Linked DNA regions of Homo sapiens: all the other regions are linked to region 2. A link is an interaction called in ENCODE POLR2A ChIA-PET data of the cell type or tissue named here. Cell type or tissue: HepG2. All regions are shown on one strand. Each heading gives the region's core, and the rest is flanking DNA. Links, peaks and the distances in the headings are about the cores only. Region 1 holds the start of SLC22A10 (solute carrier family 22 member 10 (gene/pseudogene)). Region 2 holds the start of SLC22A9 (solute carrier family 22 member 9). Region 3 holds the start of LOC105369334 (a long non-coding RNA gene).

Region 1 (6,396 bases), core at 677-5,676, 80 kb before region 2:
ACCACTCCTATTCAACATAGTATTGGAAGTTCTGGCCAGGGAAATCAGGCCAAAGAAAGAAAGAAAGGGTATTAAATGAGGAAAAGAGGAAGTCAAATTGTCTCTGTTTGCAGATGACATGATTGTATATTTAGGAAACCCAGTCTCAACCCAAAATCTCCTTAAGCTGATAAGCAACTTCACCAAGTCTCAGGATACAAAATCAATGTGCAAAAATCACAAGCATTCCTATACACCAATAACAGACAGCCAAATCATGAGTGAACTCCCATTCACAATTGCTACAAACAGAATAAAATACCTAGGAATCCAACTTACAAGGGATGTGAAGGACCTCTTCAAGGAGAACAGAAAGCCACTGCTCAAGGAAATAAGAGAGTATACAAACAAATGGAAAAGCATTCCATGCTCATGGATATGAAGAAACAATATTGTGAAAATGGCCATACTGCCCAAAGTAATTTATAGATTCAATACTATCTCCGTCAAGCTACCATTGGCTTTCTTCACAGAACTGAAAAAAAAATACTTTAAATTTCATATGGAGCCAAAAAACAGCCCGCATAGCCAAGACAATCCTAAGCCAAAAGAACAAAGCTGGAGGCATCACACTACCTGACTTCAAACTATACTACAAGGCTACAGTAACCAAAACAGCATGGTACTGGTACCAAAACAGATATATAGACCAATGAAATAGAACAGAGCCCTCAGAAATAATGCCACACATCTACAACTATCTGACCTTTGACAAATCTGACAAAAACAAGCAATGGGGAAAGGATTCCCTATGTAATAAATGGTGTTGGGAAAACTGGCTAGCCATATGCAGAAAACTGAAACTGGACCCCTTCCTTACACTTTATACAAAAATTAACTCAAGATGAATTAAAGACTTTAACATAAAACCTAAAACCATAAAAACCCTAGAAGAAAACCTAAGCAATACCATTCTGGACATAGGCATGGGCAAAGACTTCATAACTAAAACACCAAAAGCCATGGCAACAAAAGCGAAAATTGACAAATGGGATCTAATTAAACTAAAGAGCTTCTGCATAGCAAAGGAAACAATCATCAGAGTGAACAGGCAACCTACGGAATGGGAGAAAATTTTTGCAATCTATCCATCTGACAAAGGGCTAATATCCAGAATCTACAAAGAACTTTAAAAATTTACAAGAAAAAAAAAACCCCCATCAAAAAGTGGGCAAAGGATATGAACAGACACTTCCCAAAAGAAGACATTTATGTAGCCAACAAATGTATGAAAAAAAGCTCATCATCACTGGTCATTAGAGAAATGCAAATCACAAAGACAATGAGATACCATCTCATGCCTGTTAGAATGGAGATCATTAAAAAGTCAGGAAACATCAGATGCTGAAGAGGATGTGGAGAAATAGGAACGCTTTTAGGTGTTGGTGGGAGTGTAAATTAGTTCAACCATTGTGGAAGACAGTGTGGTGACTCCTCAAGGATCTAGAACTAGAAATACCATTTGACCCAGCAATCCTGTTACTGGGTATATACCCAAAGGATTATAAATTATTCTACCATAAAGACACATGCACACATATGTTTATTGCAGCACTGTTCACAATAGCAAAGACTTGGAACTAACCCAAATGCCCATCAATGATAGACTGGATAAAGAAAATGTGGCACATATACACCATGGAATACTATGCAGCCATAAAAAAGATGAGTTCATGTCTTTGTAGGGACATGGATGAAGCTGGAAACCATCCTTCTCAGCAAACTGACACAAGAACAGAAAACCAAACACTTCACATTCTCACTCATAAGTGGGAGTTGAACAGTGAGAACACATGGATGCAGGGAGGGGAATATCACACACTGGGGCTTGTCTGGGGGTGGGAGGCTAGGGGAGGGATAGCATTAGGAGAAATACCTAATGTAGATGATGGGTTGATGGGTGTAGCAAATCACCATGGCACATGTATAGCTATGTAACAAAACTGCACGTTCTGCACATGTATCCCAGACTTAAAGTATAATAATAAAAAAAAACTAAAAAAATAATAAGGTCAAGTATGGTCAAGTACATAGAGATAGGGAATGGAATGGTGTTTACAAGGGCTGGGGTGTGAGGGGTGGGAAGAAGTGGGGAGATGTAAGTCAAAGGATACAAAGTAGCCTATATGTAGGATGAACAAGTTGAAGTATCTCATGTACAACAGGAGAACTGTAATTAATAACAGTATCTTGTGTTTTTGATAAATGAATAGATTATATGTGCTTTTGCCAAAGGGGGGAATGGGTAACTTTTCCCATTTGTGAGATGATTGATAGGTTAATTGGTTCCACTATAGTTAGCATTTTATATATCTCTATATATCTTTATCTATATATATACATATGTATCTTATAACATCATGTTGCTTATCTTAAATATGCACAATAACATTGATTTTAAAAAAACAAACAATTGTATATACATTCTATGGAATAATATTCAGCAATAAAAAGGAACAAAGTATTCATATATACAGCAACTTAGATGAATATCTGTAGAGTTTCTGATTTTTCAAAAGCCAACCTGAGAAGGATATATACCATATTATTCTCCTAGAAGGAGGGATATCTGTGGAGATGTAACTGTTCACTATCTTGATTGTGATGATGGGCACACTAAATTACACACATAAAATTGTATAGTACTATATGCATACACGGATACAGATAAACCAACAAGGGAAATATTAATAAAATCAGTAGATTGTATCAGTATCAAGATCCTGGTATTATACTACATTGTATCATACTAGCATCTTGATGTTGATACAATATTATACTACAGTTTTGTAAAATATTACCATTAGAGGAAACAGGGTGATGAGTATATGATTACTCCTTGTGTTATTTCTTGCAACTGCATGTAAATCTATAATAATCTCAAAAAACATTTCATTAAAAATCTAAAACATGGGAAAGTTATCTGATGCAAACTATAAGAAACCTGGCATAGCCATGTTAACGTTAAAAAATATATAATTCAAAATGAGGAGCATCACTAGAGATAGAGGCATAGTTTATAACAATAAAATAAACAATTTATCTGGATTCCCAAAACTAACATGGAAAAGATCTTCCAATGTGCTATATATAAATGAATAAATAAGCCCAAGGAAATAAACTCCTATATGAGCTGAACACTGCCTTTCTCTTCTATTTATATTTCATATAATTTAAAGTTATGTGAGTTCCTCATGTGATTTAACCTGAAGCATAATATCAGTTAACAAAAGATAGTAATGGCATCACATTCCAATTTGCTTTAAAAAGCAAAACATGGTAATTGGGATTTGCATTTATTCATCATTTTAATCTAAATTCAGTACTAAAGGAGAAAAACCCTGACTTTCTGCTCTTTTCATGGAAAAATTATAAAGCAGTTTACTTTTGTGTCTCTCAAATTTCACTTCCTAGAAATAACAACACTGTTTAACCGATTTCTTTTAGCTTATTTAGAGAACATGTACATGCCAAAGTCCAATGTAAATTTCATGAGTCACTTGAGGACAAACATATTTGGAGAGAGTAAACCTTTAAACGGATTTTATTGTCAACAGCTAGAAGTATCTCTATGAAATAATGATCTCTATGACTACAAAATAACATCTACCTCCTGATAGCAAAAGAACTGAGGAAGCTCTTTCCACTACGGCTGTATTGCACTGGTGAGTCCGGGCCCATGGATGAGAAATTGATGCGAGGATCAATACAAGCTTAATTTGAATTAATAAAAGGAAATATTTTCTCCCTTTGAACTTATCTCCGTAAAGCCATTGTGCCTCCTCTTGGGGGTCACGTGTTCACAATCAATGGCCTTTGAGGAGCTCTTGAGTCAAGTTGGAGGCCTTGGGAGATTTCAGATGCTTCATCTGGTTTTTATTCTTCCCTCTCTCATGTTATTAATCCCTCATATACTGCTAGAGAACTTTGCTGCAGCCATTCCTGGTCATCGTTGCTGGGTCCACATGCTGGACAATAATACTGGATCTGGTAATGAAACTGGAATCCTCAGTGAAGATGCCCTCTTGAGAATCTCTATCCCACTAGACTCAAATCTGAGGCCAGAGAAGTGTCGTCGCTTTGTCCATCCCCAGTGGCAGCTTCTTCACCTGAATGGGACTATCCACAGCACAAGTGAGGCAGACACAGAACCCTGTGTGGATGGCTGGGTATATGATCAAAGCTACTTCCCTTCGACCATTGTGACTAAGGTAAAGGGTCCTGTTAACCTGTTCTGGATACACAATCCAGGTGTTTAGAAGAAAATAAACATGCTTTAAGCCTCTAGTTATTGTGTAGATAGTGTAGTCAGCACTCAGACACTCTTTTGGCAAATAGTGATTGCTCTTTTTTTTTTTTTTTTTTTTTTTTTTGAGATGGAGCTTGACTCTTGTTGCCCAGGCTGGAGTGCAATAGTGAGATCTCAGCTCACTGCAACCTCCACCTCTGAGGTTCAAACAATTCTCCTGCCTCAGCCTCTGAAGTAGCTGGGATTACAGACATGCATCATGACACTCAGCTAATTTTTTTTCTTTGTATTTTTAGTGGAGACAAGGTTTCACCATGTTGGCCAGACAGATCTCAAACTCCTGACCTCAGGTGATCCACCCGAAAGTCCTGGGATTGCAGATGTGAGCCACCGCACCTGGCTACTTATTTTTTAATTGTCAGGCACTTACATTGAATTTGAGGCAATGAACTCAACCAACTAGATATAAATACAGCTATCACAAAACTAGCTTGAAGAGAAGACTAATGATTAGAAAAATATTCTTCCTGGTCACTTGTTCTCAGCCTAAGTTGCAAATTGGAAACATCTGTGTTATTTTTAAAATCTGCCTGCTTTGGCTACATGTTACAGAAGCAAATCAGAGTGGATTTCATACTAGCATCAATGGTTTAAAAAGTCTCCTTAATGTGTTTAATGTGTAACAAAAATTGAGAACCACTGAGGTATGCAGTGCTGAATGAATATAAAGACAGACATTAACATAACCTGGAAGGTTTTGTGTGAGGATTTCCAGAGAAATCCATGCTTAAGCCAAGACTTGAATGGTATAGGTAAGAAAATGTAGTAAAAAGAGGCTAGAGAGTGTGTCCACTGAAAGCTATTGCAGCAAGTGAACAATGAGAAGTCAAAAGCTGCTGTGAAGCTATGCTGTATTGGCTTCCTTCTCTTCCAGTGGGACCTGGTATGTGATTATCAGTCACTGAAATCAGTGGTTCAATTCCTACTTCTGACTGGAATGCTGGTGGGAGGCATCATAGGTGGCCATGTCTCAGACAGGTGAGTGTCTCCAGATCAGGGTTATCATTACTCTGCAGTGTTTTTATCAGCTTACAATTAATTTTTTTCACAAAGAAGTGTTATTGAGTTACAATATGCAATTTACACTGTTGGTGCTGCTCTGTTCCCCAGAGAGTTAGATACAGAAATGAATTACAGTGAGTTTAGTGAGTGCCATTTTGTTGCCACAGAGATCTCTGAACAGCATCTCTGTATAGGATACTGAATACAAAAATATCAAAATAGAGAATTCATCCTCCTTGAAGATACAAATATATGAAATGGTGTGTAGACCTTGGCTAGGGATATTGTGTTAAGTCCCTCCTGGACTCTGTGAGCTAAATGCTTGTGGGCTCCCCAGCCTGGTTGTCATTATCATAATTACCCCACTGTAATTAGTAGGAGTATTAGTCTATTCTCATGCTGCTAATAAAGACATACCTGGGACTCGGTAATTTATAAAAGAAAGAGGTTTAATCAACTCACAGTTCCACATGGCTTGGGAGGCCTCACAATTTTGGTGGAAGGTGAATGAGGAGCAAATTCATGTCTTGAATGGTGGCAGGCAAGAAAGCATGTGCAGGGAACTCCCCTTTATAAAACCATCAGATCTCATGAGACTTACTCACTACCAGGAGAGCATCATGGGAAAAACCAGCCCCCATGATTCAATTACCTCCCACTGGCTCCCTCCCATGACACATGGGGATTATTACAATTCAACGTGAGATTTGGTTGGGGACACAGAGCCAAACCATAACAATATGAATTTTAAAATAATAGTTTTTAGCTCTGTGAAGAATCTCAATGGTAGTTTAATAGGAATAGTATTAAATCTATAAATTGCTTTGGGCATGTATTAGTCCACTCTCACCCTGCTGTGAAGAACTGCCTGAGGCTAGGTAATTTATAAAGAAAAGAGGATTAATTGACTCACAGTTCAGCATGACTGGGGAGACCCCAGGAAACTTACAATCATGGTGGAAGGGGAAGTAAACACATTCTTCTTCACATGGTAGCAGGAAAGAGAAGTGGAGGGTGAAGGGGGTAAAAGCCCCTTATAAAACTAT
Region 2 (6,191 bases), core at 360-5,359:
AAGGAAATAAAGGGTATTCAATTAGGAAAAGAGGAAGTCAAATTGCCCTGTTTGCAGATGACATGATTTTATATCTAGAAAACCCCATCACCTCAGCCCAAAATCTTCTGAAGCTGATAAGCAACTTCAGCAAAGTCTCAGGATACAAAATCAATGTGCAAAAATCACAAGGATTCTTATACACCAATAACAGACAAACAGAGAGCCAAATCATGAGTGAACCCCCATTCACAATTGCTTCAAAGAGAATAAAATACTAGGAATCCAACTTACAAGGGATGTGGAGGACCTCTTCAAGGAGAACTACAAACCACTGCTCAATGAAATCAAAGAGGATACAAAGAAATGGAAGAACATTCCATGCTCATGGGTAGGAAAAATCAACATCGTGAAAATGGCCATACTGCCCAAGGTAATTTACAGATTCCATGCCATCCCCATCAGGCTACCAATGCCTTTCTTCACACAATTGGAAAAAACTACTTTAAAGTTCATATGGAACCAAAAAGGAGCCCGCATTGCCAAGTCAATCCTAAGCCAAAAGAACAAAGCTGGAGGCAACACGTTACCTGACTTCAAACTATACTACAAGGCTACAGTAACCAAAACAGCATGGTACTGGTACCAAAACAGAGATATAGACCAATGGAACAGAACAGAGCCCTCAGAAATAATGCCACATATCTACAACTATCCGATCTTTGACAAACCTGACAAAAACAAGAAATGGGGAAAGGATTCCCTATTTAATAAACGGTGCTAGGAAAACTGGCTAGCCATATGTAGAAAGCTGAAACTGGATCCCTTCCTTACACCTTATACAAAAATCAATTCAAGATGGATTAAAGACTTACATGTCAGACCTAAAACCTTAAAAACCCTAGAAGAAAACCTAGGCAATACCATTCAGGACATACGCATGGGCAAGGACTTCATGTCTAAAACACCAAAAGCAATGGCAACAAAAGCCAAAATTGACAAATGGGATCTAATTAAACTAAAGAGCTTCTGCACAGCAAAAGAAATTACCATCAGAGTGAACAGGCAACCTACAGAATGGGAGAAAATTTTCACAACCTACTCATCTGACAAAGGGTTAATATCCAGAATCTACAATGAACTCAAACAAATTTACAAGAAAAAAACAAATAACCCCATCAACAAGTGGGTGAAGGATATGAACAGACACTTCTCAAAAGAAGACATTTATGCAGCCAAAAGACACATGAAAAAAATGCTCATCATCACTGGCCGTCAGAGAAATGCAAATCAAAACCACAGTGAGATACCATCTCACACCAGTTAGAATGGCCATCATTAAGAAGTCAGGAAACAATAGGTGCTGGAGAGGATGTGGAGAAATAGGAACACTTTTACACTGTTGGTGGGACTGTAAACTAGTTCAACCACTGTGGAAGTCAGTGTGGTGATTCCTCAGGGATCTAGAACTAGAAATACCATTTGTCCCAGCCATCCCATTACTGAATATATACCCAAAGGATTATAAATCATGTTGCTATAAAAACACATGCACATGTATGCTTATTGCAGCACTATTTACAATAGCAAAGACTTGGAACCAACCCAAATGTCCAACAATGATAGACTGGATTAAGAAAATGTGGCACATATACACCATGGAATACTATGCAGCCATAAAAAAGGATGAGTTCGTGTCATTTGTAGGGACATGGATGAAGCTGGAAACCATTATTCTCAGCAAACTATTGCAAGGACAAAAAACCAAACACCGCATGTTCTCACTCATAGGTTGGAATTGAACAATGAGAACACATGGACACAGGAAGGGGAACATCACACACCGGGGCCAGTTGTGGGGTGGGGAGACAGGGGAGGGATAGCATTAGGAGATATACCTAATGTTAAATGACGAATTAATGGGTGCAGCACACCAACATGGCACATGTATACATATGTAACTAATCTGCACGTTGTGCACATGTACCCTAAAACTTAAAGTATAATTTTAAAAAAAAGAAAATGTGGCACATATATACCATGGAATACTATGCAGCCATAAAAAATGATGAGTTCACATCCTTTGTAGGGACATGGATGAAGCTGGAAACCATCATTCTCAGCAACCTATCGCAAGGACAAAAAACCAAACACCACATGTTCTCACTCATAGGTGGGAATTGAACAATGAGAACACATGGACACAGGAAGGGGAACATCACACACCAGGGACTGTTGTTAGGTGGGGGTAGGGGGGAGGGATAGCATTAGGAGATATACCTAATGCTAAATGATGAGTTAATGGGTGCAGCACACCAATATGGCACATGTATACATATGTAACAAACCTGCACGTTGTGTACATGTACCCTAAAACTTGAAGTATAATTTAAAAAAAAGAAAAAGAAACATTATGTTAAATGAATTAAGCCAGATATACAAAGTCAAGTATTTTATGATTCAATGTATAAATCAAATGTCCACAATAGGCAAATCCTTAGAATCAGAAAGTAAATTAGCGGTTGCTAAGTGGGATGTGTGAATAAAAATGGAGAGTTACTGCTAATGGGTATGGTTTCCTATGTGGTGATTAAAATGCTCTGTAACGATATAGTAGTGATGATTGCACAACTCTTTGAATGATCAAAACACATTCAATTGTATACTTTAAAAGGGTAAATTGTATGGTAAATGAATTATACTTCAAGGAGGTTTAAATTTTAATAGAAATTTTAGTCCTAATCAAGGTGACATTTTCTCCCATATTTTGCCTCCAATTCTTCCACAGCACATAGTGCATCTCACATAATATTTATAATGTTGGAGTGCAATTGTTTATGTACTCTCTCTTACTTACTCAACTATAAGATCCTTGAACTTGTCACACACGTTACTTTAGGAACTAGCATGGAAAAGGTCTTCACAAATACTATCTGAAAAATCAATAAGCCAGTAAAAGTAAACCTCCATATGAGCTTACTCCTCTGCTTTTCATCACCATCTATTCTGTCCACATTTCAAGCAATGTATTTCCAGCATGAATTTGTGGTGTGATTTGACATGAAGGAGAACATCAGTCACCAAAATGAAAGGATTGTACCACAGTACCCTTATTTTAGTTTAACTTCGACTTTTTTAGATTAACTCTTAATCAAAAATTGGTACTTAACAAGGAAAAACTTGCCTTCTGTTGTTTTCAGAGAAGTAAAAAAAGCACCTCACCTTTGAGTCGCCAAAATTATGCTTCCTGGAATGACCGCATACCATGTAGCAGGTTTATTTTAGTTTGTTTACAGAAAAGTGTAGACCAAAGTCCAGTGCTGACTTTGGGAGCTACTAAAGACATGAAAAAGTAGAATTTTAAACACATTTCATTGTAAACGACTGGGAGTATCTGAGCAAATTATTTCTTACGTGACTTTAGAGAAAACGGCTACCTATCTGACCCCAAAACGACTTGAGGAAACTGTTTCCACGGTCCTGCTGCAGAGGGGAAGCACAGTCGTCAAGAAGAGAGTGGGGTCAGGATCAAAACACATTTAGTGTGACTTAGGGAAAGAAAACATTTTCCCTCTTTGAACCTCTCTGGATACAGTCATTTTGCCTCTACTTGAGGATCAACTGTTCAACCTCAATGGCCTTTCAGGACCTCCTGGGTCACGCTGGTGACCTGTGGAGATTCCAGATCCTTCAGACTGTTTTTCTCTCAATCTTTGCTGTTGCTACATACCTTCATTTTATGCTGGAGAACTTCACTGCATTCATACCTGGCCATCGCTGCTGGGTCCACATCCTGGACAATGACACTGTCTCTGACAATGACACTGGGGCCCTCAGCCAAGATGCACTCTTGAGAATCTCCATCCCACTGGACTCAAACATGAGGCCAGAGAAGTGTCGTCGCTTTGTTCATCCTCAGTGGCAGCTCCTTCACCTGAATGGGACCTTCCCCAACACAAGTGACGCAGACATGGAGCCCTGTGTGGATGGCTGGGTGTATGACAGAATCTCCTTCTCATCCACCATCGTGACTGAGGTAAGAGGCTCTGTTCTCGTCTCATGAGTATGTGACCTGGGTGTTTAGAATAACACAAGTAATAATCATGCTTCCAGCCTTCAGTCACATGTAGGTCCTTAGTCTTCATTCTTTCAGCAAATACTAATTGCTTCTTTATTAAATGTCTGACACCTACACATTTTGAGTAATGAATTCCAAAGTAGAAGGCATCCTGCTATTATAATGCTTTAAGTCACAGGGAGACCAAAGTTTAAACAAGCATTTATATATAATATGTTAAAATGTTCTGCTAGGTCAGTGATGCTCAGCCTGTCATTGCAAATTAGAAATATCTGGGAAATTGAGAAAAGCCTCCATGCCCAGAGTATACCCTAAAACAATCATATGAGAAGGTCTAAGAGGGAAATTTAGGTTTCTAAAAGTTTTTAAAGGTCTTCAAGTGATTGCACCATGTGGTCATGTTTGAGAACCATTTAGTATGAAATAAAAACCTATAGGTTTAGGAAAGTCTTCCAAGAGAAAGTTATGTTTAAGTTGAGACCTGAATAACAAAGGTCAGGTAATGCTGAGAAAGGAAGCCACAGAGGAAGTTAGAGACTTAATATTAGGAAACTTGCAGATCATGCTAAGAAGTTTTGATCAAGTTACACTGAGGGGTAATAAGCATTGATGTGCTGGCTTCCTTCTCTTCCAGTGGGATCTGGTATGTGACTCTCAATCACTGACTTCAGTGGCTAAATTTGTATTCATGGCTGGAATGATGGTGGGAGGCATCCTAGGCGGTCATTTATCAGACAGGTGAGTGTGTATGGAACACAGCTCTCTTTAAGGGCATTTTTTATCAACTTATGAAACATTATTTCATCTAGAATTACTTACTGCAAATTACATTCTCCTGAGGCTGCCCTGATCCCCAAACAGAAAAGGAAATTTTTAGTCCGTGTTTTGAGTGCTATTTTTAAAATTTGAGCTCTGTATGCAGGACACAGAAATGATATCTCCATGTGAACTGGGGGTGTTTCAAGACAGGTTTTAGAGAGAAGGTACCACAACATGTGGTTTAGAAATATGAGAAAGAGTTAACTAAGGGAATAGAAAGGAAGACGTTTCATCACATAGGATTCAGCCTTGGCCAGGAGTACCAGGTCCAGTCCTACCTGGACACTGTGAGCTGATAGCTTGTGCCCAGAGAATTGTCATTACATCATAGTTCCAAGTGTGATGAACACGCATTCCTCTAAAACCTGTAGGGTATATTTGAAGGTATCATTGGTGGTGTGTTGAAAAATTATGTGTAGAAACTTGATTATTGTCTTTGCAAAAACAGCTTTTTAGAACCATGTGAGGTAAGTAATCCAAGGATAATACTATCTCAGTCTGTGGTGTGAGAAGTTTGGGGTATTCACCTTGCTGTATGTCTCCTGACATGGCAGGGAACAATTACCTTCACCCAACCATGTCTCCCCTGATGGCGATGAGGGACTTGAAGTGCCACTTGCCATCCACCAACATCATGTCTTCTGGTGTCTCACCTGAAAATTTGAACCTTGAATGTACGACAGGAAATGGAATGTAGAATGAGCTAAGAGTCAGAGGGTTAATTTCCAATAGTTAGTCACCCAGTCCTCTGTGATACTGTCCTGGGAAAATGCAGATAGACCAATTTTAATAGATCACAGGGTGGTAAAAGAAGGGGTAGGAGATGCCAGGCAGGAGATGACAGTGGAGAATCAGCTAAAGACGAAGGGACAAGATAACCTAAGGATTTTGGTATTTCTCACAAACCTAAGAGGAAATATTATGTGATTATATGCAGAGTAGGCTATGATCAAACTGATTGTTTTGGAATAACTCACTCAACTGTTTATGATATCTTAAAATCGGAAATAATCTATAATTTCATTAATAATAGGTTAATAAATAAGCAGATATTCACATAATGAATTTTTACAGCAAAGGGAATGAATAAAGTACTGTCTGCAATAAGGTGAATTAACATCAAAACCATTTGGTTAGGTACCACAAGACCAACAAAAAGATTACATACTATAGTGTTCCACCAATGTAAAAGTCAAAAACAAGGAACTACATTATGATGTGAGAAAAGGGAGAAATCTAATTTCCTTTAGATTTCTATTGGAATTGCATTAAATCTAAACAGCAGTTTGGGTAAGACTGACATTTTTTAAATACT
Region 3 (6,396 bases), core at 482-5,481, 120 kb before region 2:
CTTTTTTGTTTTTGGTAATTTTATTGCAAAGTTGTATTCAGTGTACATGAATTTTTTTTCCTCTTCTGTTCTTTTTTCTTTTTTATTGTTATTTTTTTATTTATTTATTTTATTATACTTTAAGTTTTAGGGTACATGTGCACAACATGCAGGTTTGTTACATATGTATACATGTGCCATGTTGGTGTGCTGCACCCATTAACTCGTCATTTAACATTAGGTAGATCTCCTAATGCTATCCCTCCCCCCTCCCCCCACCCCACAACTGGCCCCAGTGTGTGATGTTCCCCTTCCTGTGTCCATGTGTTCTCATTGTTCAATTCCCACCTATGCGAGAGAACATGCGGTGTTTGGTTTTTTGTCCTTGCGATAGAGGCATTCAGTTAGTAAAGAGGTTGGAGCAACAACTCTTTTTTTTTTTTTTTCACAATTGTAATCGAACAGGTAATGAAGCCATTTGTTAAAATATTTGCCTTTTTAAGTAAAAAAGAAAAATCAGAATGGGGCTACTTTGAAGAATTATTTTATACACAGATTATTTCTTGTTTCAGAGTGCGAAGGTTGAAGATGGAAAAAAATTTAAGAGTCTCTTATTTTTCATTTTGTTTTATTCATGTGTTTCACGGAGTGTACTGCTATTTTGTAAACATTTTTATAGTATATTATTTTATTGCTTAAACTCCAAGTCCTGAAATAGATGGTTGAGATAAGAGTTCTTCATATTGGAAAAACCCTTCTGTAGTTTGTCTTCTTCTGGTTGCATATTCATGGTTGTTGTTTTTTCTTTTCTCTTTTTCCTCTGATCACATTCATCAGAGACAGAGTGTTCTTTACCTCGGGTTTACTGGACAAAATCAACAACTATAAAAGACAATGATTCACACTTTTGTTTTCACAATAACTCACAACCATACAGTTTCTGCTTGGGAGTCTATTAGTGTGAGGAACAGAGAAGCAGGGTGAACAGGGCTAAACTCCTTCTCAGGTGGAAGGCAGGGTGGTCTCAATCCCAGGGACCTTTTTGGTCATGAAGGCCACTGGGCTCCCATTTTGACTCTGGTATGCTCATTATGATGGAAAAAGTACACTGAACCAAGGGATCCTTCCTCCCCTACAAGGAAGATGTTCAGTACAGACATTTATGCAGCAGACTAGGACGTCATAATTTGCACTTGGGTACCAGGTATCAGGAAACAGACTAAAAGGAATTCCAGCAGGCTATATGTGGATCCTCATCTTGTAGCTTTTTCAAAAGCAGGGCATCCTCTGCATTGGGCCCTTTCATCTTGAAACATTTTCCTCCATCTTCCCCCTTCTCTGGAATGGACACTGAGTTGAGGGTCTTCTCTACAGTTTTCCTAGGTCTGAATCTGTGAGTAGATGAATCTGCAGCATGCAGTATTTGCGGTGCTTCCTTCTCCCTCCTCTGTCTCCAACTGCACAGGCAAGCACTATGTAAGCCCAGATTCTCTGCTAAGTGGTTTTCAGGTTTTCAATCACACTGAATTGGCAGGACAAGAAAAATTGTTCAGAGAAGTATGGGAAGATAGTTGAAGGGAGATGAAGAGGCTGCTTCTCTATAGAGATGAGATTCCAGATAAGTCAGTCTCTTGGGAAGTGTGTTTAGAAGGGTTCAAGACTTTGTGAGTAAGCATGACCTTAAAATTCTAGGGGATTTCTGGTAGGACAGTGAGTGGTGAATTCTGAAGTTTTGGAGAGGAAAGTGGAGGAGCCAGCAAGCTAGCTAGCCAGTTTTCTAAAAGCCAACTTTGCACAGCACACTCTTCTGGGCCCTAAGGAGTCCCACAGAATGGGGAAAGTGGGAGCCCTGGAGTTCTTGGGAGTCTTGGAGCCTAAAGAGAAAACGAGGTGCAAATTCATTTCACAGTGACTGACCCTTGAGCTTAAACAGAATCAGCAAATGAAAGAATCTGACAAATAAGGAAAGGCACAAGCCTGCCCGACTACTGGACAATAAACTCATGACCTAAAAAAAAAAAAAAAGAAGGAGGTGGCTGTCAGTAAATGGGGCTGAAGAGAACCACTAATGAAAGCCAAGGCTCACAAGGGAGGCCACTCACAGCCACCAGAAGCTTGTCACATAAACATTGAGAGAGCGAGGGAACACATTCTTTTTAGGCTGGGTGCAGTGGCTCCTGCCTGTAATCCCAAGCACTTTAGGAGGCCGAGGTGGGTGGATCACCTGAGGTCGGGAGTTTGAGACCAGCCTGACCAACATGGTGAAACCCTGTCTCTACTAAAAATACAAAAACTAGCCAGGTGTGGTGGCACATGCCTGTAATCCCAAGTACTTGTGAGGCTGAGGCATGAGAATTGCTTGAACCTGGGAGGCGGAGTTTGCAGTGAGCCAAGATCATGCCATTGCACTCCAGCCTGGGCAACAGAGTAAAATAAATTCTGTCTCAAAAAAAAAAAAAAACTTTTTAGCGCCTAGTTATTCTAAATATTTACTTAAAAGAAAAAGCAAGGTCCCTATGTGGGAGGGAGGTAATGATTATCTTGCAGTCTGGGGTGATTCAAGAGAGAGACTACTGCTTAGATGGACCAGCACCCTGTCTCTCTCTCTTTTTTTAAATCAGAAATTAAAACTAAGAGCCACGACTTCAGAAGACTAAAAGTCTAAAAACAAAAACAACAAACAAAACTACAGCACAAAAGGAAAAAGCTGTAGGTGGCTACGAATCTGAAAAATAAGTAAAAGAACTTTAAACTTAAGTCCTGAGTAAACACCAGGTCTACCAAACATGATATTAGCCCTATATTACTTACTGATTTAGAAACAAGCCCCTAGATACAGGGGGGAAATAAAAGCTAATTAAATAAATTACATATACATACATAATACAATAAATAGATAAATGAAGTATATGTGTATATTTTATATAATAAGTTAAAACAAACTTCCATAATTTGACTCAATTAGAAATCCAAAATTTATATACTAAATTTCTATACTAAAGGACTTATATAACAAAATGATTTAAAAAAGACACTGATTGGCTTTTGTGCCTCTATAACATAGACTTTAACTTAACTTTAACATTTGTTAAAATGCATCAATTGGCAGAACTTCACAAGCTTAATCAACCCTGGGACTCAAATTACAATGATACACCAGGATTCCACTAAATTTAAACACTCTGCTCCTATAATCTTGAGAAGATACTTAAATATATATAAAGAAAAATGAGTTTGCCTCACTTTAGCAGTGGGGAAAGGATTCCATATTCAAAAAATGTTGCTGGCAGAATTGGCTAGCCATATGCAGAAGACTGAAACTGGACCCTTTCCTTACACCATATACAAAAATTAACTCAAGATGGATTAAAGACTTAGGTGTAAAACTCAAAACTGTAAAAACCCTGGAAGAAAACCTAGGAAATACCACTCAAGAAGTAGGCATGGGCAAAGATTTCATGATGATGCCAAAAGCAATTTAAACAAGACAAAAATTGACAAATGGAATCAAATTATACTAAAGAGCTGCTGCACAGCAACACAAACTATCAACAGAGTAAACAGGCTGGGAGAAAAATTATGCAAAGTATGCATCTGACAAAGGTCTAATATCCAGCCTCTACAAGGAACTTAACAAGTTTACAAGAAACAAATAAATAACCCCATAGAAAAGTGGGCAAAGGACATGAACAGACACTTTTGAAAAGAAGCCATAGCTGCAGCCAACAATCATATGAAAAAGAGCCCCACATTACTGGTTGTTAGAGAAATGCAAACCAAAACCACAATGAGATACCATCTCACGCCAGTCAGAACAGCTATTATTAAAAAGTAAAAACAAACAAACATGCTGGTGAGGTTGTGGAGAAAAACGAATGCTCATACTCTATCGGTGGGAGTGTAAATTAGTTCAGCCAGTGTGAAAGACAGTGTGGCAATTCCTCAAAGATCTAAAGAAAGAAATACCATTCAACCCAGCAATCCCATTACTGGGTATATACCCAAAGGAATATAAATCATTCAATTAAAAAGACACATGCACGTGTATGTTCATTGCAGCACTATTCACAATAGCAAAGACATGGAATCAACCTAAATGTTCACTAATGGTGGGCTGGATAAAGAAAATGTGGTACATATACACCATGGAATACTAAGCAGCCATAAAAAAGAATGAGATTATGTCCTTTTGAGGGACATGGATGGAGCTGGAGGCCATTATCCTTAGCATAATAACACAGGAAAAGAAAACCAAATGCTGCATGTTCTCACTTATAAATGGGAGCTAAATGATGGAACACATGGATGTGTAGAGGGGAATTACACACACTGGGGCCTTTTGGAGGATGGAGGGCCAAAGGTGGAAGAGAATCAAGAAAAAAAACTAATGAGTACTAGGCTTAATACCTAGGTGATGAAATAATCTGTCCGATATAGTCCCATGATACAAGTTTATCTATGTAACAAACCAGCACTTGTACCCCCGAACTTAAAAGTTAGAAAAAACCTGTATCCTTGTTTAAATTTCTCATAGTCATAGAATCCACTGCCTTAAAATATTCCATATTCAACATAAATACTCTAACATAATAAATAATAAATTTAGCCTTTGACATAAATTGGCTTGATAAAAGGGGACCCCTTCAATCCCCAGTTAAAATAGTTAATCTGACCCAATGTAAATTAATACAGGGCCTCAAGGATTCAAATTTATTATATAAAAGCTAATTAATAAAAGACTGATTTTCTCCTCTGCTTCTCCATTTGGCAGCCCAATTTTGCCTGTTCTTAAATCTGAAAACATAAAATAAAAGATATCTCACTATGGATTAACGCAGGCTTAATGTCATGATCCTATCCATCAAGGCTTTCATATTTAATGTCCAATTTCATTAAACTGACTGCTTCTATTTAAGCAATAACCAGTAAATATTTGCTCTTATTGATTGCCTTTCATGTACTGTTCAGTTCCTATTTCAACATCCTCTCAGGTCAAAGTTTGCCTTGACCTCTAAAGGGACACCTTTTCCAGGATACCCATGGGGTATCTCCATAACTTTGTCATTCCATGCAATCTTTGCAGACAAGATTTTGAGGATATTCACCTTTCTCCAGGAACACAGGTGTGACATTACTTTGAGTACATCCTCCTCCAAGGAGACTCATGTGACACACTCCTTAAAGACATAGAAGTCTAGTATCTCTTAGCACTTTTTGGGTTCTGATGGTAACACATCCTCATTTACAAAATTTACTTACAAATTAAAATCAGCAGGCACTTCTGTGAGTGAAGTCAGAAACATCTTCACTGTAAAGGCTTTGACAACTTCTTCATACATCTTCTGGAGTTTCTAAACCACTTATGATGGTCATCAATTGCCTCACAGCTTCCGATGAAACAAAAAACAAAATAAAATAAACAAAGAACTGCCCCTCTTGGCCTGCATCACTCACTATTAAAACAACAAATGATTGACTATCTGCTGGGACCTCCTGGAAGCAGAGGCTCTCACAGATCCTGAACCTGTGCTTCTCCATACCCAGCTCCAGTTATGGTTTGGGAAACAGCACCCCACAAACTTGGCAAGGCTACCGAGGGCTCCCTAAGACAGTACGAAGCCAAACCTGGGTCTCTGGTACATTCCACCTGTGGGAGACGGTGGCCTTCTGTCCTCAGTGTTTTGCCAGGTGCTAGTGTACTGGAGGAGGTCATCCATTCCGCTATATTAGTCTATTTTTCATATGCTATGAAGAAATACCCCAGACTGGTTAATTTATAAAGAAAAAGAGGCTCAATGGACTCACAGTTTCACATGGCTGGGAGGCCTCACAATCACAGCAGAAGGTGAAGGAGGAGCAAAGGCATGTCTTACATCACGGCAGGCAAGAGAGTGTGTGCAGGGGAACTGCCCTTTATAAAACTATCAGATATCATGGGACTTATTCACTATCATGAAAACAGCATGAAAAAACATGACCCCATGATTCAATTACACCTTGCTGGGTCCCTGCTGTGACACATGGGATTATGGGAGCTACAATTCGAGATGAGATTCGGGTGACACAGTTAAACCATATCACCCCTAGACCCTTTGACTGCCTGGAAATGTTCATGGGATTAACTGAGTAAATAGTAATGGGAGTTTGTAGACTGTGTAAATGGCACTGTAAGCATCTTGCATCATGGAACTTTGTGCAATGTGACTGTTTTCCACTCCTCAGCCAGGGTGTCCTTAATAAAGAATGACACCCCAAAACAACAAATTTGGCCAAATTTTAGGCAGTTGTTTCAGCACCAGTTGCCCTGGTGAACAAATGATCCTATTTTCACATTAATTATCAACTAATGAGCCATTACCTAAAAATTATATTCTTCAGAATTAAAAAACTCTCTAGGAATCTCTTGCCTCATAGATA

Evidence for each region. ChIA-PET counts read pairs that join two places held together with the same protein. Peaks named below come from ENCODE experiments on the same cell type or tissue, not always from the same donor. Only the 100,000 strongest peaks of a DNase experiment are listed, where the experiment ranks them.
Region 1: POLR2A ChIA-PET joins it to region 2 with 8 read pairs; 2 of 35 experiments call an interaction of 5 or more read pairs at or near these places.
Region 3: POLR2A ChIA-PET joins it to region 2 with 6 read pairs; 1 of 35 experiments calls an interaction of 5 or more read pairs at or near these places.

Annotation. Positions count from the first base shown.
Region 1 is chr11:63,286,318-63,292,713 of GRCh38, forward strand. SLC22A10 (solute carrier family 22 member 10 (gene/pseudogene)) reads left to right here and starts at 3,586. Exons shown (of 10, transcript NM_001039752.4): 1 at 3,586-4,250; 2 at 5,223-5,326. The coding sequence starts at 3,849. In HepG2, for the core only: no CTCF peak of the experiment used is centred there; a DNase peak (open chromatin) is centred at 3,524; H3K4me3 peaks cover 747 bases.
Region 2 is chr11:63,366,444-63,372,634 of GRCh38, forward strand. SLC22A9 (solute carrier family 22 member 9) reads left to right here and starts at 3,342. Exons shown (of 10, transcript NM_080866.3): 1 at 3,342-4,015; 2 at 4,692-4,795. The coding sequence starts at 3,614. In HepG2, for the core only: no CTCF peak of the experiment used is centred there; DNase peaks (open chromatin) are centred at 2,918 and 3,268; H3K4me3 peaks cover 2,921 bases.
Region 3 is chr11:63,245,391-63,251,786 of GRCh38, forward strand. It overlaps LOC105369334 (a long non-coding RNA gene), which reads right to left and starts at 5,814. Exons shown (of 3, transcript XR_950178.3): 1 at 5,605-5,814; 2 at 5,239-5,366; 3 at 305-1,853. In HepG2, for the core only: no CTCF peak of the experiment used is centred there; DNase peaks (open chromatin) are centred at 2,001, 2,501 and 4,971.